Linked DNA regions of Homo sapiens: region 1 is linked to region 2. A link is a loop called in an ENCODE intact Hi-C map of the cell type or tissue named here. Cell type or tissue: Caco-2. All regions are shown on one strand. Each heading gives the region's core, and the rest is flanking DNA. Links, peaks and the distances in the headings are about the cores only.

Region 1 (11,599 bases), core at 1,889-9,888, 78 kb after region 2:
GAGCAGGGCCAATAAAGATGAAGGAAGGAGAAGGTCCAGATGAAAAAGCTGGAGGGGCACAGAGCCAGCACATCTCAAAAAGCAAACCTCCAAATTTTGGAGGAGACAGCATAAGTGAAGCGGGGGTTCTGTGAAATAAGAAAAGCTACCTGGAGGCACTCCTTCTTCTAAAATTTCAGGAAAATTAATTTTACATAAAAATGAGCAAGCAATTGAGGTCAAATCCTATACCAAGTTATTATTTTTAAAAAGAGATTAAAGAGCAGAATAACACTTTTTCAGACAGAGAAAATATGTAGAAAGACAAGCTCACAAACCAAATCAACACTGTAATCTTCTCATTCAAAAGAAGGTAAAAGACACTGAGAAAATTATATAAGACATGCAAGAACAACATAAGTCAGAATTAGACCAGCAGGAAAGGTTATGGAACTGAGAAAAACCCCTAAAAATAGAAGAAAAAAAATTCAGAAATAAAGACTAAACTAGGAGGAATATACATGCAAATAGAACAACAGATAATGTCTTTAAAATAGTTGAAAGGAGAAAAATGTGAAAAATAAAGGAGGAAAGAGATGAAATTCTGGAAGAAGTTGCAAATGTTTTGCAGATAGGCAAAGAAGATCCAACACCTACGTAATAAGAGTCCCTGAAGAAGAAAACCAAGGCAAGGATAGAAAACAAACACTGAAAACTATACTTTCAGAAAAGTTTCCTGAAGTGAAAAATATTTGGAATTGCATGTTGAAAGAGCTCACCATGCTCTTTCCGTGCCTAATACAGTCGTGGCTCGTGGTCTTAGGAAGCATCTGAAGCGGGTAGCAGCTCCACAGCATTGGATGCTGGATGAATTGACTAGTGTGTTTGCTCCTTGTCCAACCACCAGTCCCCACAAGCTGAGAGAGTGTCTCTCCTAATATTTTCCTAAGGAACAGACTTAAGTATGCCCTCATAGGAGACAAAGTAAAGATTTGCATGCAGCCGTTCATTAAGATGGATGGCAAGGTCCAAATTGATATAACCTACCCTGCTGGATTCACGGATGTCATCAGCATTCACAAGACGGGAGAGAATTTCTGTCTCATCTGTGGCATCAATGGTCGCTTTGCTGTACATTGTATTACACTGGAGGAGGCCAAGTACAAGTTGTGCAAAGTAAGAAAAATCTTTGTGGGCACAAAAGGAATCCCTCACCTGGTTCCACGATGCTCACACCATCCACTACCTTGACTCCTTCGTCAAGGTGAATGACACTGTTTAGACTGGCAAGATCACTGATTTCATCAAGTTTGACACTGGTAACCTGTGTATGGTGATTGGAGATACTAACCTGGGAAGAATTGGTGTGATCACCAACAGAAAGAAGCACCGTGGATCTTTTGATGTGGTTCATGTGAAAGATGCCAATGGCAACAGATTTGCCCCTTGGCTTTCCAACATTTTTGTTACTGGCAAGTGCAACAAACCATGGATTTCTCTTCCCCGAGGAAAGGGTATCCGCCTCACCATTGCTGAAGGGAGAGACAAGAGACTGGTGGTGGGTGAAATGGTGGGTGAAACAGTGGGTAAAACAGAGCAATGGTGAAGTGGTCTCTGGGTAACATGCTAGATCTTTGCATGTAATTAAAAATAACATGGAATGATTAATGAAAAAAAAAAGAAAGAGCTCACCATGTACTTGAGAATATCGATCCTGGAATGGATAACTCAAAATGATCAACACTTAGACATATTCTAGTCAAATAATTGAACTAGAAAGAAAAAAAAATCATTTGCTTATTGCAGCAAGATGAGCAAGTGACTTAGAAGAGAAAGTCAATTAAATTATTTTCAGATTTTTTTCACAGCAATATTTTATGCCAGAAAAAAATGGAGAAATATGTTTAAGATACTCAAGGAAATAAAATGAGAGGCAAAGATGTCATATCCAGGAAAACTGATTTTTAAGTATAAAGATTACTATTATCAATCTGCAGGAACTCAGAAAATAGTGCTTCCATGAACCTTTCTTGAGGAATCTACAAGAAAAAAAATCTTCAGACAACCCAAAAGACTAGATAGACAACAGAATAAGTTACTTATAGACCTTGGACTAAATGAGAGGAAAAAAGAAAGAGTATGGCTTGTAATGGCTGTATGTTGGCTATATGTTCTGACACTGTAAATTTAGCACAGCTTTAAAAAAATAGGGGGAGACAGGAGCAGTCATATGCAAAAACATTTTTAACTGTTTTCAGTTAAAGCCTTTTAAAAAATTAATCATGCCATGTTATTTTTAATTATGTACAAAGATCTAACATGTCACCCAGAGACCATTTCACCCACTGCTCTGGCCACAGTCTCGTCTCTCCCTTTAGCAATGGGTTGAATGGCGGACACCCTTTCCTCGGGGAAGAGAAATCCATGGTTTGCTGCCCTTGCCAATAACAAAAAGGTTGGAAAGCTGGGTGGCAAAGCTGTTGCTGTTGGCATCTTTCACGTGAACCACGTCAAAACATCCAGGGTGCCTCTTTCTGTCGGTGATAACACCAGTTCTTCCCAGGTTAGCACCCCCTTAAGGTTGGAGGTGGCTGTATTAATACCATTAAACTGTTGCATCCCAGAAAATTATGAGATATTCCAACTATATTATCTTTTGTGTTTTAAAGAACTGGGGTTCCCAGTATGGCAGAAAAGAAACATAGATGTAATTCAGAAGAGATGTTAAAAAACTTTGATTTAAATGAGAAGTTATCAATATAACTCGAGGTATTTTATTTAAAAAATATTATGTGTATGTATGTGTATGTATATTTCTTGTTCTGACTAATGAAAAGACCTAGCAATGCGCATCTCTCGTGCCCAGATTTTAGTTTTAAAATACCATTTCCCACTAAAAGAAATCAGAGCTCTTGGATAAATGGCTGATTCCAGATCTGGGGTAGAAAATGTCCAAAATGGGGCCGGTCAGGGTGGCTCACACCTGTGATCCCAGCACTTTGGGAGGCTGGGGCAGGAGGATCCCTTGAGCCCAGGAGTTTGAGACCAGCCTGGGCAACACAGAGAGACCCCATCTCTACAGAAAAAACAAAAAAAAGAAGATTAGCCAGGAGTGATGGCATGTGCCTTGTAGTCCCAGCTACTCAGGACTATATAGTCCCAGCTACTATAAGACATGCAAGAACAACATAAGTCAGAATTAGACCAGCAGGAAAGCTTATGGAACTGAGAAAAACCCCTAAAAACAGAAGAAAAAAAAATCAGAAATAAAGACTAAATTAGGAGGAATATACATGCAAATAGAACAACAGATAATGTCTTTAAAATAGTTGAAAGGAGAAAAATGTGGAAAATAAAGGAGGAAAGAGATGAAATTCTAGAAGAAGTTACAAATGTTTTGCAGATAGGCAAAGAAGATCTGAGGCTGAGGTGGGAGGATGTCTTGAGCCCAGTGGGTCGAGGCTGCAGTGAGCTATGATAACACCACTGCACTCCAGCCTGGATGACAAAGTGAGATCCTGTCTAAAAAAAAAGCAAAAACAAAAACAAAAAATGAAAGAAAGAAAGAAAGAAGAAAGAAAGAAAAGAAAGAAAGAAAGAAAGAAAGAAAGAAAGAAAGAAAGCAGATGCACAAAATAAAACAGGAACATTTTATTATAGTAAATAGTGAGGAAGTTAGCAGAGAATTTAAGATCATGTCAAAAGGACTCAGGAGTTAATTTGAAAAAGATCTCTATTGCCAAATTTGGGACCATGTGAGCTAAAATAAGAGAAATATTTATAATATATCAAAACATCAAAATATGTTTAAATTCACAGATTATTATGATTTTAAAATAAAACCGGATTACTCTCCTTCGGAGGACAACAGGAATCCAATACATGATCTTTTTTTTGAGGCGGGGTCTCACTCTGTCACCCAGGCTGAAGTGCAGTGGTGCGATCTCAGCTCATTGCAGCCTTCGCCTCATGGGCTCAAGGGATTCTCCCACCTCAGCCTCCCGAGTAGCCGGGACTATGTGCGTGTACCACCACACCTGGCTAACTTTAGTATTTTTTGTAGAGACGGGGTTTCACCATGTTGCTTAGGCTGGTCCTCTACTCCTGGGCTCAAGTGATCTGCCCACCTTGGCCTCCCAAAGTTCTGGGATTACAGGTGTGAGCCTCCATGATCTTAAAATTAGTAAATAAAGGGAAAGATTCAAGCATTCATCCTGTCTTTCCTAGGTGATCTGGTCCAATAGCAACCAGAGGTAGAAGAGGGAGTGTATTTAATTATAAAAATATTCTAACTAATGAATAAAAAAGAAATGGCAGAATTAGAATATCACATTTTAATGGATTTAGGCATTGTGCATTAACAGCTGCTCACGTCACAAAAAGAAAAATCGTCGGATTTTATTTGTTTCCTAATGAAAGAACTCACCACCACCTATGGTATTTCTAAAGGGACTGAACCTGAGTCTGATCCAACCTCTAGAACCAGCTGCCAATTTGCAAGAAATACAGAGGAATATGTTGAATTATACCAACAGTATCAATCAGCAAAGCCATACTGTGAAAAACTACGAGTCAAAGGCCCCAGGGTTTTCAACAGATAAATTACAGTAAAAACAAAGGGATGGAGGGATTCTGCAAAATGAGGAGACACCTAAAATACACATCAACATTTTAAAAAATGGCAAGACTATAGTGTCTAGGGTGCATACCTAAGGATAAAATCACCCCCTTCTCCCTCAAAAAAGCGAGGAAGTGATCATTACAAAAAGCCAGGATGGTCATTTCTTTCATTCCTTTAGTGGAGTGGGAGGGGTTGACATTGGGATAAGGAACATGGAGGGATTTTGGGGTGGGCTGGTTTAACTCTTTCTTTCTCTCTCTCTCTCTCTCTTTCTTTCTTTCTTTCTTTTTTTCTTCTTTCTATCTTTTTTTTTTTTTTTTTTTTTTAACAGAGTCTCACTCCATTGCCCAGGCTGGAGTGCAGTGGTGCAATCTTGGCTCACTGCAGCCTCGACTTCCTGGGCTCAAGTGATTCTCCCACCTCAGCCTCCTGGGTAGCTGGGACTACAGCCACTGGGTAATGTTTGTATTTTTTTTGTAGAGACGTGGTTTCACCATATTGCCCAGGCTGGTGTCAAATTCCTGGGCTCAAGCGATCCTCCCCGCTCGGCCTCCCAAAGTGCTGGGATTATAGATGGGAGCCACCATGCCTGTCTTATTTGTTTCTTGACTTTGGTGGTGGTGACTTTTAAATAATTTTTTTTAAATAAAAAAGGTGAAAAAAGAGAAAACAGTAATGATTAAATGACTAAAATACACCCATAATTTAAATCTATATACTGATTTTGTTCTATTAAGCTTCCATCTTGGGGGTTTTCTGAGGTCTAGCCAGACCCATGGCCCCATATCAGCCATACTTAGCACTACTTACTCAGTCTTCCATGGGCTCATCTCTTTACCTCCTTCTGTCATCTAAGGACAGCCTGGTGACACAGCCGACATTCCACCTTTATCAGGTTTCCAGGGGAACAGGATTAAAAAGTTAACCCTAGGTCAAATTTGTTCATAAAGAAAGTGAAAGAGTTTTTATCTCTTTGTGTGTTTTTTAAATCCATTACCTATACCTTCTAAGGATGAGAAGAATAGCACTTATTTGCAAAACACCTTTTGAGATACTTCATGTAGAGAATAAGGTAAGTAAATAAGGTATCAAGTTCTCCTTCAGCACTGATATTTGGTATTTGAGGTAGAAGTGTATTAACTTCCTTATTTATATGAAGATGATATGAAACAGAGATATTTAGTGGTATTCTGTAGGTCACACAAAGGGGTGGGTGCTCCCAGTGAAATTTTCTTTCTTTCTTTTCCTTTTTTTTTTTTTTGAGATGAGGTCTTGCTCTGTTGCCCAGGCTGGAGTGCAGTGCCACAATCTCAGCTCACTGCAGCCTTGAACTCCCTGGATTAAGCCATCTTCCCACCTCAGCCTCTTGAGTAGCTGGGACCACAGGCATGAGCCACCATACCTGGCTAAATTTTTTGTATTTTTTATAGAGACTAGGTCTCACCATGTTGCCCAGGCTGGTCTTGAACTCCTGGATTCAAGCCAATCTGCCTGCCTTGGCCTCACAAAGTGCTGGGATTACAGGCATGAGCCACCGTGCCCGGCCCAGTGAAATTTCTTGCCAGTGCAATTCCACTGTTTGCTTTGTTTTCAATGCCGTCTTTAGAAATGTGCTTTATTTTAAATTTTCCCTTCTGCTGCCTTTCTCCCTTGGCTTTTTGGCAAGGACCAGAGAAGGAGGACATTGTTTCTGAATTATAGTAATTAACAGTATATTCTGAATGGTGTGTTCTCTCATTTAAGTCCCCCCCCAAAACCAGAAGAGATTTTGACAGAACTAGGACATGGGAAGCAAAAAAGTCAATTAAAGCTGCTTTTTTACAAGAGCCACATAAACATTATAAAAGTGCCACATACTTGAGCCATTTTAGCAGTTTTCCATCTGGTTTTGTTGTCTCAAAAAGCAGGAAGTTTTTTCTGACATTGCTGTGAATTGTTCTAAGCGACTTTTAGATCGTCACAAGGAGTCGGGTGGCCCTAAATCTCAACGCTTCACTCTGGCGCTGAAGTTCAGAGCGGCATGAACTCATTCATTTGGTTGTTTTTGCCTCCTTTTGGCTTGAAAGGGAAAAGAATGTGGACTCTTTCTCGGCAGAGCGGAATAGACTGTGGATTGTCCTTCAAATACATCTTCCACGGGCACTGATCTCTTCTTGGGCAGAAACAGGCTGAACATCCAGACATTCAGGAGATTATAAATTGAATCTTTCATCTTCTGCTAATACGGCTTTTGGCAATAAAGCCATTATCATGAAGTGCCATAAAAGGCATCTTTTTTTTTTTTTCATCTGTTGCCTACTCAGCATGGGGTTTATTGCTATAAAAAAGTCTGATTGCTAAATGCTAAACCAGGCAGGTCACCCTGCAGTACGTGGAAAGATGGGTCTCTGATATGCCACCTGCTGTCATACAGGACAAATGGCATATTTTTTGGAGGCAAGGCTTAAAAATGGCTACAGAGACTTGCTACTGTTATTTTTGACTGCTAATTGGACACTAGTTAGTTGGCTGTAATGATTATCAGTAGGTGCATCTTCTAGGAACTGCGGGTACTTACTGATTACCTCTTTGTAGTCTGTTGCTGTGAAAAAGTTTAGTGCTGGATAAAATGGAAATTCATTTCTTAAGACATTTACACTCAAACTGGAGAAATAATATTGAACAATAAGAAACAATTTGAGAACCATCAAATAGTCTATGGCCATACCACCCTGAATGCGCCTGATCTTGTCTGAGAACCATCAAATGCTAAAGCCAATCCATTAAAATAAGGATTGATGGCTAGGCATGGTGGCTCACACCTGTAATCCCAGCACTTTTGGTGGCCAAGGAGGGAGGATCACTTGAGCCCAGGAGTTCAAGACCAGCTTGGCCAAAATGGCAAAACCCTGTCTCTTAAAAAAAAAAAAAAATAACTGGGCATGGTGGCATGCACCTGTAGTCCTAGCTACTCAGGAAACTGACATGGGAGGATCGCTTGAGCCCAGGAGGCAGAGGTTGCAGTCAGCTGAGATCATGCCACTGCACTCCAGCCTGGGCAACACAGTGAGATCCTGTTTTTGTGTTTTTTTGTTTTTTAAAAAGTCTTGTCATTACATGGGGGAACTTTGCAAATGTTCTATAGGTAAAGGTTTGTTATTATTATTGGGGTCATAGAGGCAGGATTTTAAAATGAATTGAGGGCGGGCTGGAATCTTGCTAATGTTGAAAAGAAGGAAGCCTTCATGAATGGGATTTGCACAGATGGAAGGATTTGGAGGGCAGTGTGGTGTACATTAGGTAAGTTCTCGGGTCAAGATTTGGATTCTTGTATCTGCAAAGTCATTCTTCATTTGCTTTCCAGTTTCTAAAAATGTGTTGTTATTTTTTTCTCTTCTTGAGGTTTATGGTGATATTTCTTTATTTTTTTGAGAAAATAACTTTACTATAATTTTAGTGAGGTTTAGGAAGAAAGTGAAGGTAAATACATAGGTACATACATACATACATAGGTAGATACATAAAACTATCTTTTTAAGAGGATTTTTTTTTTTTTGAGAGAGCGTCTTGCTCTATCGCCCAGGCTGGAATGCAGTGGTGCGATCTCGGCTCATTGCATCCTCTGTCTCCTGGGCTCAGGCAATCCTCCCACCTCAACCTCCTGAGTAGCTAGGACAACAGGAGTGCAACACCATACCTGGCTAATTTTTGTATTTTTTGTAGAGACAGGGTTTTGCCATGTTGCCCAGGCTGGTCTCGAACTCCTGGTCTCAAGCGATCCTCCTGCCTTGGACTCCCAAAATGCTAGGATTGCAGGTGTGAACTACCATGCCTGGCAAGAGGAGATGTTATTTTTTAAGAGAATTAACTTCATTTGTTTCTTCCAGCTTGTTGAGGTATAATTGATAAATAAAAATTGTATATATTTACAGTATACAACATGATATTTTGCTATATATAAATAAGTATATATACACACATTGAGAAATGATTAACACAATTAGCTAATTAACATATTCATTCTTCACTTAGTTATCATGCAATTTTTTTTGTGGTGAAAACATTGAAGATCTATGCTCTTAATGATTTTCAAGTATACAATCCATTACTGTTAACTATAGTCACCATTTTTGCATTAACTCTCCAGGGGTTATTCGTCCTGTCTAGCTGAAACTTTGTACTCTTTGACTGACATGTCCTCATCCCCCTGCCCCACCCCACCCCGGGAACCACCATTCTATCCTCTGCTTTTATGAGTTCCACATGTATAAGTGGGATCATGTAGTGTTTGCCTTTCTGTGCCTGGCTTATTTCACTTGGCATAATGTCCTCCAGGTTATCCACAATGTTGCAAATGGCATGATTTTTTTCCTTTTAAAGGCTGAATAGAATTTCATTGTATGTATACACACACACACACACACACACACACCCGCATTTTCTTTATCCATTTATCTTTTGAGGGACACTTAGATTGATTCCATATCTCGGCTTTTGTGAATAATGCTGCAGTAAACATGGCAGTGTGTGATATCTCTTTGACATACGGATTTCATTTCCTTTGGATATATACCCAGTAGTAGGATAGCTGGATCATACAACAACTCTTATTTTAAGTTTTTGAGGACTGTCCATCCTGTTTTCCGTCATGTCTGTACTAATTTACATTCCTACCAACAGTGTGCAAGAGTTTCCTTTCTCCACGTCCTCACCAACACTCATTATCTTTTGTCTTTTGATAGCAGCCATTCTAGCAGATGTTAAGGTGATATCTCGTTGTGCTTTTAATTTGCACTTCCCTGACGATTAGTTGTGTTGAGCATTTTTCATACACTTGTTGGCCATTGTATGTCTTCTTCTGAGAAATATCTATTCAGATCCTTTGCCCATTTTTTAATCAGGTTATTTGTTTTATTGCTTTTGAGTTATTTGAGTTCCTTATATAGCGTGGATATCAACTCCTTATCAGATGTGTGGTTTGCAAATATTTTCTCCTCATTTGTAGGATGTTGCTTCACTCTTTGACTATTTCCTCTTCTGTGCAGAAGTGTTTAGTTTGATGTCATCTTGTTTGTCTATTTTTTGCTTTTGTTGCCTTTGTTTTGGGGATCATATCCAGGAAATCATTGCCCACACCAACGTCAAGGATATTTCTCCCTATGTTTCTTCTAGTAGTGTTACAGTTTCAGGTCTATGTTTAAATCTTTAGTCCATTTTGAGTTGATTTTTGTAATTGTGTGAGATGAGGGTTCAGTTTTATTCTTCTGCATGTAGATATTCAGTTTTCTAGCACCATTTGTTGAAGAGACTGCCCTTTCTCCATTATGTGTTCTTGGTATCTTTGTCAAAAATCCATTGACCATAAATGTGTAAGTTTACTTCTGGGCTCTCTATTCTGTTCCTCTGTGTCTGTGTGTCTGTTTTTATGCCACTACCATGCTGTTTTAATTACTGTAGCTTTGTAGTATATTTTGAAGTCAGGTAGTGTTCTTGCTCTAGCTCTGTTCTTTTTACCTCAAGATTGCTTTGTCTATTTGGGGTCTTTTGCAGTTCTATATGAATTTTAATATTTTTTTCTCTTTGAAAATTGCCAGTGGAATTTTGATAGGAATTGCACTGAATCTGTAGACAGCTTTGGTATTATGGACATTGTAACAATATTAATTGTTCCAATTATTGAACATAGGATATCTTTTCACTTGCTTGTTTCCTCTTCAATTTCTTTAATCAATGTTTTATCATTTTCAGTGTACAGATGTTTCACCTCCCTGGTTAAACTTATTCTTAAGAATCTTATGTTTTTTGGCCGGGCACAGTGGCTCACGCTTGTAATCCTAGCACTTTGGGAGACTGCGGCAGTGGATCACCTGAGGTCAGGAGTTTGACACCAGCCTGGCCAACATGGTGAAACCCCGTCTCTACTAAAAATATAAAAATTAGCTGGGCATGGTGGCTCATGCCTGTAATCCCAGCTACTCAGGAGGCTGAGGCAGGAGAATTGCTTGAACTCGGGAGGCAGAGGTTTTGGTGAGCCGAGATTGTGCCACTGTACTCCAGCCTGGACGACAGAGCAAGACTCCATCTCAAAAAAAAAAAAAAAAAAAAAGAATCTTATGTTTTTATTGCTATTATAAATGGGATCATTTCTTGATTTCTTTTTGGATAGTTTGATGTTAGTGTATATAAATACTACTGATTGTTCTGTGTTTATTTTGTATCCCACAACCTCACTGAATTCATTTATTAGCCCTAAACATGTTTTGGTGGAGTCTTTAGAATTTTCTGTATGCAACCTCTTCAAACAGAGCCAGTTTTTCTTCTTCCTTTCTTATTTGAATGCCTTTATTAAATTGAATTGGCATCATTGTCTTATTCCAGATCTTAGAAGAAAACCTTTTAGCTTTTCGCCATCGAGTATGTTGTTAGCTGTGGGCTTGGCACATATGGCTTTTATCATGTTGAGGTATATTCCTTCTTCACCTAATCTGTTAAGAGTTTTTAATTATGAAGTGATGTTGAATTTTGCCAGATGCTTTTTCTGCATCTTTTGAGATAATCATGTGATTTCATCCTTTATTCTGTTAATGTGTATATTACATTTATTGATTTGCATATATTCTTCTACTTGACCAAGTCTGCTGTTGAAACTCTATATGAAATTTTTCAGTTCAGTCATGTGTTCTTTAGGCCCAGAATTTCTTACTGGTTCTTTTCTATGGCTTCTATTCTATTTGTTAAGCTTCTAAGTCTGTTTTTCTGATTTCGTTTAGTTATCTATCTGTATTATCTGCAGCTTACTGAGTTTCTTTAAGTGATTATTTTGAATTGTTTATCAGGCAGTTCATAGATCTCCATTTTTAAAGGATTGGTTACTGGTGCTTTATGTTGTTCCTTTGGTGGTGTTATGTTTCCCTGATTACTCATGCTCCTTGTGGCCTTGTGTTGGTGTCTGTGCATTTGAAGAAGTAGGCACCTCTTTCAGTCTTTATAGATTGGCACATCCAGAGAATGGAATATTAT
Region 2 (11,599 bases), core at 1,788-9,787:
GTCGCCCAGGCTGGACTGCAGTGGCATGATTTCAGTTCACTGCAGCCTCTGCCTCCCAGGTTCTAGTGATTCTCCTGCCTCAGCCTCCGGGGTAGCTGAGATTATAGGCATGCAGCACATGCCTGGCTAATTTTTGTATTTTTAGTAGAGATGGGGTTTCACCATATTGGCCAGGCTGGTCTCTAACTCCTGACCTCAGGTGATCCACCTGTCTCGGCCTCCCAAAGTGCTAGGATTACAGGTGTGAGCCACCGTGCCCAGCCTAGAATATTTTTTAAAATGGTATATAGGATACTTCCCATGAATGGAGCTTGGAGTTGCTGTCATTTGCAGTGGCTCACGCCTGTAATCCCAGCGCTTTGGGAGACCGAACTCCCAAAGGAGTGGAGGACCGGAAGTTGCTCTGGGTGAGTGAGTGAGTGAGTGGTGAGTGAATGTGAAGGCCTAGGACATTACTGTACACTACTATAGACTTTATAAACACTGCAGTTATGCTACAGTAAATTTATAAAAATTGTTTTCTTCAATAACAAATTAACCTTAGCTTCCAATAACTTTTTACTTTATCAACTTTTTATTTTTTTAACTTTTTGACTCTTCTGTAATTACACTTAAAACACATTGTACAGCTGTACAAAAATATTGTCTTTTTTTTTTTTTGCAAGACAGAGTCTCGCTCTGTCACCCAGGCTGCAGTGCAGTGGTGTGAATCTTGGCTCACTGCAACCTTCACCTCCTGAGTTCAAGCAATTCTCCTGTCTTAGACTCCTGGGTAGCTGCGATTACAGGTGCCTGGCACCACACCTGGCTAACTTTTGTATTTTTAGTACAGACGGGGTTTCGCCATGATGGCCAGGCTGGTCTCGAACTCCTGACCTCAGGTGATCCACCCGCTTTGACCTCCCAAAGTGCTAGGATTATAGGTGTGAAATACCATGCCCGGCCTATCGTCTTTCTTTGTATCCTTATCCTATAAGCTCTTTTCTTTCTTTCTTTCTTTTTTTTTTTTTGAGACGTTGTTTTGCTCTTGTAGCCCAGGCTGGAGTGCAATGGCACAATCTCGGCTCACCACAACCTCTGTCTCCTGGGTTCAAGCGATTCTCCAGCCTCAGCCTCCTGAGTAGCTACGATTACAGGCATGCTCTACCATACCCGGCTAATGTTTTTCATATTTTTAGTAGAGACAGGGTTTCTCCATGTTGGTCAGGCTGGTCTTAAACTGCCAACCTCAGGTGATCTGCCTGCCTCGGCCTCCCAAAGTGCTGGGATTAAAGGCATGAGCCACCATACCTGGCCTTTTATTTTTAATTTAAAAAAATTTAAAAAATTCTTTCAGCTTTTTTATTAGGAATGAAGACACAAACACACACATCAGCCTAGGCCTACACAGGGTCAGGATCATCAATGTCACTGTCCTCCACCTCCACATTTTGTCTCATTGGAAGGTCTTCAGGGGCAGTAACACACGCATTATCCCCTGTGATAACAATGTCTTCTTCTGGGTACCTCCTGAAGGACCCTCCTGAGATCTTCTTGAGGTGGGGTCACTCTTTTCAGAAATATGTCCATGGTGGTTTGCTTGGTTTGTTTCTTTTCTTTAACATAGATTTCCCTATAAACAGATAATGCACCATGAACATTTCTGTCTGTTAATAAAAACCTTTTGGTGTTGGGTGTCCATGTTTTCAAACTTCTTAAAGAGTTTGCTGAAATCTGCGGAAGCTTCTGCTAAACTCTTCACTGTGAGTTTTCTTGGGAGTTCTTTTCCTTCTTTCAAACTTCTTAAGGAGTTTGCTGAAGTCTGCAGAAGCTTCTGCTAACCCCTTCACTGTGAGTTTTCTTGGGAGTTCTTTTCCTTCTTTCAAACTTCTTAAGGAGTTTGCTGAAGTCTGCAGAAGCTTCTGTCAACCTTTTCACTGTGAGTTTTCCTGAGAGTTCTTTTCCTTCTCCAGCAGCTCCCTTTGCTCTTGCCCCTTCTTCAGCTAGGTGTTCCTGTCCCAGTTCCAATAACTCCTCATTCCTTTAGGAGCTCCTCAATGCCATCCTCAGCCAAACCCAGATTAGAGTTGTTTGCCATCTGAACCACAGCCTTGTTGACTTTTGCAACCTCCTCATCCTTGGCAAATCCTTTGAAATCATGGAAAAACCTCTTGAGTGTCTTCCTCCAGATGCCATTCATACATTCCTCGGTGGCATCACCCCAAGCCCAAGCTCAAAGTGCTTGACACAGTAATAGATGTTGTAATCCTTCCAAAATTACATCCATGTCTTCTCAGGGTCTTCCTCAGTTTCAGCAACAGCCTGGGCAAAAGTCCTCCTTAGGTAATAGTCTTAAAAGCTGTTATAATTCCTTGATGCATTGGTTGGATCAAAGAGGTGGTATTTGGAGGGAGAAACACCACTTTGATATTGAGATGAAAATGACAAAAAAAAAAAAAAAAGAAGAAGAAGAGCATTATCAATAAGCCAATCTTGAAAGATATATTATTCTCCAAACAGTACTTCTCCATCTCACTGGCAGAGTAATTCAGGAGGGCCTCTTGGAAGAGGAGCTGGGTCATCTGTGGCTTCTTATTGCTCCTGCAGTGCACTGGCTGTGTGTGCTAATTGACAGGCTTGAAGGCCCTGGGGTCCTCATAAAGGGTTTCAGTTTGTAATCTGCAACATTGTTGCCAGGCAAGACTTGCTCTGTCCTTAAAAGTCTTCAAACCTGACATTGACTTGGCTTCCTTATGAATGAAAGTTCTTTCAGGCATTCGTTTCCAGAATGGGGAGGTTTCATTCATATTGAAGATTTGCTGTGACAAGTAATTTTCCTCCACAATCAGCTCATCCAGAGTTTCCAAAAATTCTTCTGCTGCCTTCACAACAGCACCCACAGACTCACCACTAACTTGCACTTTATGTAAGGAGTAAGGATTCTTGAATCATTTGAAATACCCAGAGCAGTAAATTCAACACCACAGTCAGGTCCAGCCTTTGCTTTCAACCTTGCAAACCGACATTGCTTTGGTGGTGATTGTCACGGTGCTGAGAGGGATATGTGTCTGTGTTTGGTCTTCAATCCAGGTCATTAGAAGTTTCTCTGCATCTGATAGAGAACTTCCATGAATTTTTGTTAGTTTCATCGCTTTCAATGAAGCAGATCCCTTAACACAGAAGTCCCCAACCTTTTTGGTACCAGGGACCGGTTTCATTGAAGATGATTTTTCTTTCTTTCTATTTTTTTTTGAGACAGAGTGTCACTCTGTCACCCGGGCTGGAGTGCAGTGGCAGATCTTGGCTCACTGTAACCTCTGCCTCCCAGGTTCAAGTAATTCTTGTGCCTCAGACTCCCGAGCAGCTGGGATAACAGGTGTGCGCCACTATGTCCAGCTAATTTTTGTATTTTTAATAGAGGAGGGGTTTCGCCATATTGGCCAGGCTGGTCTTGAACTCCTGGCCTCAAGTGATCCACCCACCTTGGCCTCCCAAAGTACTGGGATAACAGGTGTGAGCCACGCTGGACCAGAAGACAATTTTTCTATGGACTAGGGTGGGGGTTGAGGGATGGTTTGGGGATGATTCAAGCACTTTATATTTATTGTGCTGTTTATTTCTATTATGATTACATTGTAATATATGATGAAGTAATTATACAACTCACCATGATTATAATGATATAACTCATGTCATGATGTAGTGCATGACCGTACTATCAATATGACTTATCACTGTTGGCATTGACCTTAATCACCTGCCAGAGATAGTGTTGGTCAGGTTTCTCTACTGTAAAGTTACTCTTCTCCCATTTTTGGAAGGAAGTCACTACATGCAGGCCACACTTCAGGAGTGAGGAGTTATGCTCCACCTCTGTGGGGGTGGAGTATCTGTGAGAATTCATTGAACTTCTTCCGCATGGAAGACGTGTCTCTTCTCCCCCTTCTACACTCAGCCCTCTGTATTCTCTGATCCCACATCGTGGATTCAGCCAACCACAGATAAAAAATATTAGGGAAAGAAACCCAGTAAAAATTCATACAAACTGGCCGGGGACACTGGCTCACGCCTGTAATCCCAGCACTTTGGAAGGTCGAGGCGGGTGGATCACCTGGGGTCAGGAGTTTGAGACCAGCCTGGCCAACATGGTGAAACCCCATCTCTACTAAAAATATAAAATTAGCCAGGCGTGGTGGTGGGTGCCTGAAATCCCAACTACTCAGGAGGCTGAGGCTGGAGAATCGCTTAAACCCAGGAGGCAGAGGTTGCAGTGAGCCAAGACGGCACCACTGTACTCCAGCCTGGGTGACAAGAGCGAAACTCCATCTCAAAAACAAAAAACAAAAAACAAAAAAACAAAAAAACCAAAACCAAACCAAACCAAAACAAAAACCAAATAAAACAAGCAACACAGAACAGCTATTTACCTAGCATTTCTATTGTATTAGGTATTATAAGTAATCTAAATATAATTAGAGTGTACAGAGGGATGTGTCCTGGTTATGTGCAAATACGATACCATTTTATATAAAGGACTTGAGCATCCATGGATTTTGGTATCTATGGGGGTCCCGGAACCAATTTGCAGTGGATGCGGAAGGAGAACTGCATTTATTTATTCAATCATTAATATCAGTGTGGACTCATGGGTGTTTATTCCATGCTTTGGGTTATGATCCAATCTATTTTATTTTGTTACTCAAGTTGTTCCAGTTTTGACTATTGGGATCTCTTTCAGTTGGATCCTGTGACCCTTTGACGTCTCCCCACTGATGTGGGCTTTTTTTTGGTTTGTTTGTTTTGAGCACTTTCCTACTTTCTGGTACTAGTAGGTGCTCCTGGCTTATCCTGTGTATTTCCTGCCCCAGTCTTAGAATCGGTCATTTCTCCATGGAACTTTGGTTTCTTTTATTGGCAACACGGTGAGGCTCCATCTCTACAAAAGATCATGGGCTGGGCATGGTGGCTTCACGCCTGTAATCCCAACACTTTGGGAGGCCAAGGCGGGCAGATCACTTGAGCTCAGGAGTTCGAGACTAGTCTGGGCAACATGGTGAAACCCCATCTCTACCAAAAATACAAAAAACAATTAGCTAGGAATGGTGGTGGGCACCTGTAGTCCCAGCTACTAGGGAGACTGAAGTGGGAGAATCGCTTGAGCCCAGGAGGTGGAGGTTTCAGTGAGCCAAGATTGCGCCACTGCGTTCCAGCCTGGGAAACGGAATGAGATCCCATCTGAAAAAAAAAAAAAAAAAAAAAGGCTGGGCATGGTGGCTTTGGCTTGAAAGCGCTGAGATTACAAGTGTGAACCACCATGCCCAGCCAAGACTGCTGAATTTGTGCATGCAATTCTTGTGTGTGTAACCATCAGAACGGCACGCCCCACCCTTTTAAAGTTTTATTTTCTTATAGCGGAGAGCTACGACAGAACCTCCTTTCTATCTTATTCTTGAAGTACCTTTAAGCAGGAATAAGATGATCAATATAAAGCCAATGATTGCCAGCTTCTTTATTAATGTGGCTATTTTGTTTTTCATAAAAATTGTCTCACATTTTTAAAGACTTCTATAATATATAAAATATCGTAATATTGCTCTTCTTTCTATTCTTCCTACCAGGATTAGTAGAAAATTTTCTGTGAAAATAATCTTTAGTTTATTTTCCAGAAACTTCTCCCCCACAGAAGCTCTTGAAAATACTTTTTGGTTTTGTTTTGTTCAAGAGACAGCTGAATATAGCTCTTGGAGAGGAGATCCTCTGACATGAATTGACTGAGACAGCTTGTAATAACATTAGTAGGTATTTTCCGGGCACAGTGGGGAAGGTGTCCACAATATATACCCGTAAAATCCTTTGGGATTTTGTGTTCAGATTTTTTGCAAGTCAAAAACATAAGTCCCTGAAGGTAGTGGTTTTTGTATTTAAGAAAGGCTTTTCTTTTTTTCCTTTTTGTTGTGTTAATCAGTGTGGAATGACCTTAACACCAGAGGGCAGTATTTTCTAGTAGTTGCCAAAATGTCCTTGTAGTCGGTGTAATTATCTGATGGATTAAAAAAGACAGCTTATGTTTTCCCGGGTGTTGCCGGTATAATGCACATAGCCTGGGACTCATACCGAAGGTCATAATGCATCTAGTATTTTCTAAACCACGGGAATTTTTTTTCTTTTCTTTTTAAACCCTTCTGTTCGGTGGAGTTTAAGCTCCCTGAATTAATTTTCACAATAAGCCGTGCTGTTTACAGGGGTTGTGTGATTGGCAGGAATGGGTGGCTTTCACACAGCACCATTTGATCCCAGCCCAAGCCCAAAGGAAGTCCTGTCTTATTAAGGAGTAACAGGCAGATTCGTGTGAGGCCAGCGGGCTTGAGTTTGGCTTCAAGGATGGTCAGAATTCGTGAATTTCTTTCCAGAAGGATATCCGGGTCTTCCTGAGAAGAGAATGGGCTTTTTAAATCCAGAAACTTTCATACAATTTATTTCATACACACTTTTACTTTTTGCAGTTTAAAAACTACAGACAATAGAGAGGACATTTAAATAGCCTACATTTGGTTACCCATTTCTCTTTGCTTGCTGGTTTCCATTTAATGTAACTGCAGAGTGAATCTTCTAAAATATGTTCTTACTCTTCCGATATCCTTGTTAAAACAGGAAAGCCTATGCGTATTAACCGGGTAGTTTCTATTTTCTCCTTTTAAAAAATGTTTCCCTTGCTTGCTATACATCTAACACATATTCATTGTAGAAAATAAATGTGGCAGGGCAGATGCAGTGGCTCACACCTGTAAACCCGGCACTTTGGGAAGCTGAGGTGGGAGGATTGCTTGAGCCCAGGAGTTTGGGACCAGCCTGGGCAACATAGCAAGACCCTGTCTCTACAAAAAATAAAAAAAAATTAGCTGGGCACAGTGGCGCACACCTGTAGTTCCAGCTCCTCAGGAGGCTGAGGCAGGAGGATTGCTTGAGCCCAGGAATTCGAGGCTGTAGTGAGCTAGGATGGTGCCACTGTATTCTGGCCTGAGCGACAGAGCGAGCCTCTGTCTTACAACAGCAACAAAAACAACAACTTGTAATCTCACCTCATAGATAAGATTTTGTTGTACACACTTTTTCCTTGGAAACAGATTGTACATGCTATTTTATAATTTGTATTATTCCCATGATAATGTGATGGGAACTTTACTAAAAAGTTCTAAATTCAAGACCAGCCTGGGCAACCTAGTGAGGCCCCATCTCTACAAAATGAAAAAAAAAAAAAGAAATTAACAATGCATGGTGGCTTGCTCCTGTAGTCCCAGCTATTCAGGAGGCTGATGTGGGAGGATCACTTGAGCCCAGGAGGTCCAGACGGTGGGGGGCAGTGATTGCGCCACTGCACTCCAGCCTGGGGAACAGAGTGTAATTGTATTTTGCCACACTGCACAATATCACTTTCAATGGTTGTTTAGTATGTTCGAGTATGAATGTATATAGTTCATTTAATCAGTTTACTCTCTTGTTAACAGTACATGAGTCTGACTATTCACACTCTTGCCTACCGTGGGTATTATTATTTTGTCAATCTGCTGCATTCATTCAACACATAGATATTGATTACTAACCATGTACTAGGCATATTCTCAGTGCTTGGGATAGATTATTGAAAAAAACAACCTCTGATCTCATGAAACTTATATTTGAGTGGAGGACATGTACATACATGATAAATGTTATAAATAAGTAAATCCTTTAGCATTTTAGAAAGCAAAAAGTGCTATAGTTAAAAAAAAAACAGAGCAAGTTAAAGGAGTAGGGAGTGGAGAAGATTGTAGTTTTTTAATTTTAAATTTATTGTAGAGGTGACATCTCCCTGTGTTGCCCAGGCTGGTCTCTAACTCCTAGGCTCAAGCAGTCTTCCTGCCTCAGCCACCCAAAATGCTGGGGTTAACGGTGTGAGACACTACACCTGGCCAAGGATTGCAGTTTTCATTTTTATTTTTATTTTTTGAGAAAGGGTCTTGCTCTGTCACCTAGGCTGGAGTGCAGTGGCATGATCTCAGCTCACTGCAACCTTCATCTCCCAGGCTCAAGTGATCCTCCTGCCTCAGCCTCCTAAGTAGCTGGGACTACAGGCCCATGACACCAAGCCCAGACGTATTTTTTTTGTAGAGACAGGGTTTCACCATGTTGCCCAGGCTGGTCTCGAACTCCTGGGTTCAAGTGATCCTCCTGCCTTGGCCTACCCAAGTGCTGGGGTTACAGGTGTGAGCCCCTGTGCCTGGCCAAGGGTTGCAGTTTTAATTAGAGAAACCAAGGTAAGCCTAATTGAGAAGGGGGCATTGCAAGACTTGAATCAAGTTATTTGAATTTGCAATTTTATTATTACTATAGCTGATATGGTTTGGATCTGTGTCACCACCCAAATCTCATGTTGAATTGTAATCACGAGTGTTCGAGGTGGGGCCTTGGTAGGAGGTGATTGGCTCATGTGGATGGGTTTCCTCTTGGTACTGTCCTCATGATAGTGAGTTCTGGAGAGATTTTGTTGTTTAAAGTGTGTGGCACCTCCCCCACCTCCCTCTTGCTCCTGTTGCCACGATGTGAGATGCCTCCATCCCCCTTTGCCTTCTGCCATGACTGGAAGCTTCCTGAGGCCTCCCCAGAAGCAGAGGCTGCTATGCTTCCTGTACAGCCTGCAGAACTGTGAGCCAATTAAACCTCTTTTCTTTATAAATTACCCAGTCTCAGGTATTTCTTTATAACAGTATGAGAATAGACTAATACAATAGCTAAACTTTCTTTCATATGTTTATTCTTTTTTTTTTTTTTTTTGTGATGGAGTCTCTCTCTGTTGCCCAGGCTGGAAGGCAGTGGTGTGATTTTGGCTCACTGCAACCTCCGCCTCCCAGATTCAAGCAATTTTCCACCCTCAGCCTCCCGGGTAGCTGGGACTACAGGCGTGCACCACCATGCCCGGCTAATTTTTGTATTTTTAGTAGAGATGGGGTTTCGCCTTGTTGGCCAGGCTGGTTTCAAACTCCTGGCCTCAAGTAATCCACCCGTCTTGGCCTCCCAAAGTGCTGGGGTTACAGGCGTGAGGCACCACACCTGGCCTACATACCTTAATGTAAAAATACTTTATTGGTTCCCAGTTTCTATGTGCATAGAAGATGGGAGGTCCTCTTTCTGTGCCTATTACAGCTGTGGCTTCCGGTCCCAAGCAGCATCTGAAGCGGGTAGCAGCTCCACAACGTTGGATGCTGGATAAATTGACTGGTGTGTTTGCTGCTCGTCCATCCACTGGTCCCCAAAAGCTGAGAGAGTGTCTCCCTCATATTTTCCTGAGGAACAGACTTAAATATGCCCTGACAGGAGATGAAGTGAAGAAGATTTGCATGCAGTGGTTCATTAAGGTAGATGGCAAGGTTCGAACTGATATAACCTACCCTACTGGATTTATGGATGTCATCAGCATTGACAAGACGGGAGAGGGTTTCCGTCTGATCTATGGCATCAATTGTCGCTTTGCTGTACATCGTGTTACACCTGAGGAAGTCAAGTACAAGTTATGCAAAATGAGAAAAATCTTTGTGTGCACAAAAGGAACCCCTCACCTGGTGATTCACGATGCTCACACTATCCGCCACCCTGATTCCCTCATTAAAGTGAACGACACCATTCAGATTGATTTGGAGACTGGCAACATCACTGCTTTGAAGTTCGACACTGGTAACCTGTGTTTGGTGACTGGAGGTGCTAACTGGGGAAGAATTGGTGTGATCACCAATAGAGAGAGGCACCCTGGATCTTTTGACACGATTCACGTGAAAGATGCCAACAGCAACAGCTTTTCCATCATTTTTGTTATTGACAAGGGCAACAAACCATGTATTTCTCTTCCCCGAGGAAAGGGTATCCGCTTCACCATTGCTGAAGGGAGAGACAAGAGACTGCAGCCAAACAGAGCAGTGGATGAAATGGTCTGTGGGTGACATGTTAGATCTTCGTATGTAATTTAAAATAATATGGCATGATTAAAAAAATAAGTAAAAATACTTTATTGCTAGAAAATGCTAACCATCTCTCTGAGCCTTCTGCGAGTCATAATCTTTTTGCTGGTGGAGGGTCGTGCCTTGATATTGATGGTTGCTGACTGATCAGGGCAGTTGTTGCAAGGCTGGGGTGACAATTTCTTAAAATAAGACAATAAAATTTGCCACACCGATGGGCTTCTTCACAAAATATTTCTCTGTAGCATGCAGTGCTGTGTGATATCATTGCATATAGTGCTTCTTTCAAAGTTAGAGTTGATCCTCTCAAACACTACCACCTTTTTATCAACTATGTTTATGGAATATTTGAAATCCTTTGCCGTCATTTCAACAATGTTCATAGCATCTTCACCAGGAGCAGATTCCATCTCAAGAAACCACTTTCTGGTTGGGCGTGGTGGCTCATGCCTGTAATCCCACCACCACATCCAGCTAATTTTTGTATTTTTAGTACAGATGGGTTGGGGGTGGGGGTTTCACCATGTTGACCAGGCTGGTCTTGAACTCTTGCCCTTAAGTGATCCTCGGCCTCCCAAATTGGTGGGATTACAGGCGTGAGCCACCATGCCCGGCTGGTGATTCATTTTTGTGTGTCATATGACATAGCAAACATTATTTTTCCTGAATATTTGTATTATTGTATCAGGTTGTATTGACAGCATTTGTTAAGCATTTTATGCCATTACTGCTTATTGGCGGGGTCTCACTCTGTCGCCCACGGTGGAATGCAGTGGCATAATCACGGCTCACTGCAGCCTCCACCTTCTGGGCTCAAGCAATCCTCCTGCCTCAGCTTCCCAAAGTGTTGGGATTACAGGCATGACCCACTGTGCCGGGCCAGATTTTTATTTTTTATTTTTTTTGAGACAGTCTCACGCTGTCTCTCAGGCTGGAGTGCAGTGGTGTGATCTCAGCTCACTGCAACCTCCACCTTCTGGGTCCAAGTGATTCTCCTGCCTCAGCTTCCCGTGTAGCTGGGATTACAGGCATGTGCCACCATGCCCAGCTAATTTTTGTATTTTTAGTAGAGACGGGGTTTCACCATGTTGGCCAGGCTGGTCTCGAACTCCTGACCTCAACTGATCCACCCACCTCGGCCTCCCAAAGTGCTGGGATTACAGGCGTGAGCCACTGCACCCGGCGTTTTTTAGTTTTTAAATTCTGTTCCATTGATCTGTCTGTTTTGTCTTGTGCCATTGCCACATTGCATTACAATTTCTACCTTTATGATTTTTTAATATCTGCCAGGTAAGATCGATATTGTCTCGTTTTGCAAGGAGCCATTCACCATACTTGTTGAGTGCTTGCTCTGCACCAGGCTTTGTCCTGGGCACTGAAAGTGCGATGTTGACCTACATGGTCTTTCTCTCTCATAGGTCTTGGAGACACAGGCAGACACACAGGGTGGTAATTACAACCTGCCTGATCAGCAGTGCAGCAGGGAGGGCCGGAGCATGGTGGGACACATCTATCCATGTTCCTGCCTTTGTGCCCAGGCACGCTGCTCCTGTTACTGTAGATGGACTTTCTGGCTCTTGTCTGAGGCCCGCCCCTGACCAGGCGCCAGATCCTTTCCCCTCTTGCCTTCT

The links. Hi-C counts contacts between places; a loop is a spot of excess contacts. Peaks named below come from ENCODE experiments on the same cell type or tissue, not always from the same donor. Only the 100,000 strongest peaks of a DNase experiment are listed, where the experiment ranks them.
Region 1: it touches region 2 in a loop (14-fold over the local background); 2 of 110 quality-filtered maps call a loop at or near these places.

Annotation. Positions count from the first base shown.
Region 1 is chr19:34,012,614-34,024,212 of GRCh38, reverse strand. It overlaps the pseudogene RPS4XP23 and the pseudogene RPS4XP20. Among named protein-coding and RNA genes, the nearest start is that of SUNO1, 110 kb to the right of the region's middle. In Caco-2, for the core only: no CTCF peak of the experiment used is centred there; a DNase peak (open chromatin) is centred at 5,462.
Region 2 is chr19:34,090,873-34,102,471 of GRCh38, reverse strand. It overlaps the pseudogene RPS4XP21. Among named protein-coding and RNA genes, the nearest start is that of LSM14A, 76 kb to the left of the region's middle. RefSeq lists an enhancer at 2,117-2,286. In Caco-2, for the core only: a CTCF peak has its summit at 5,965 (motif pointing right); no DNase peak of the experiment used is centred there.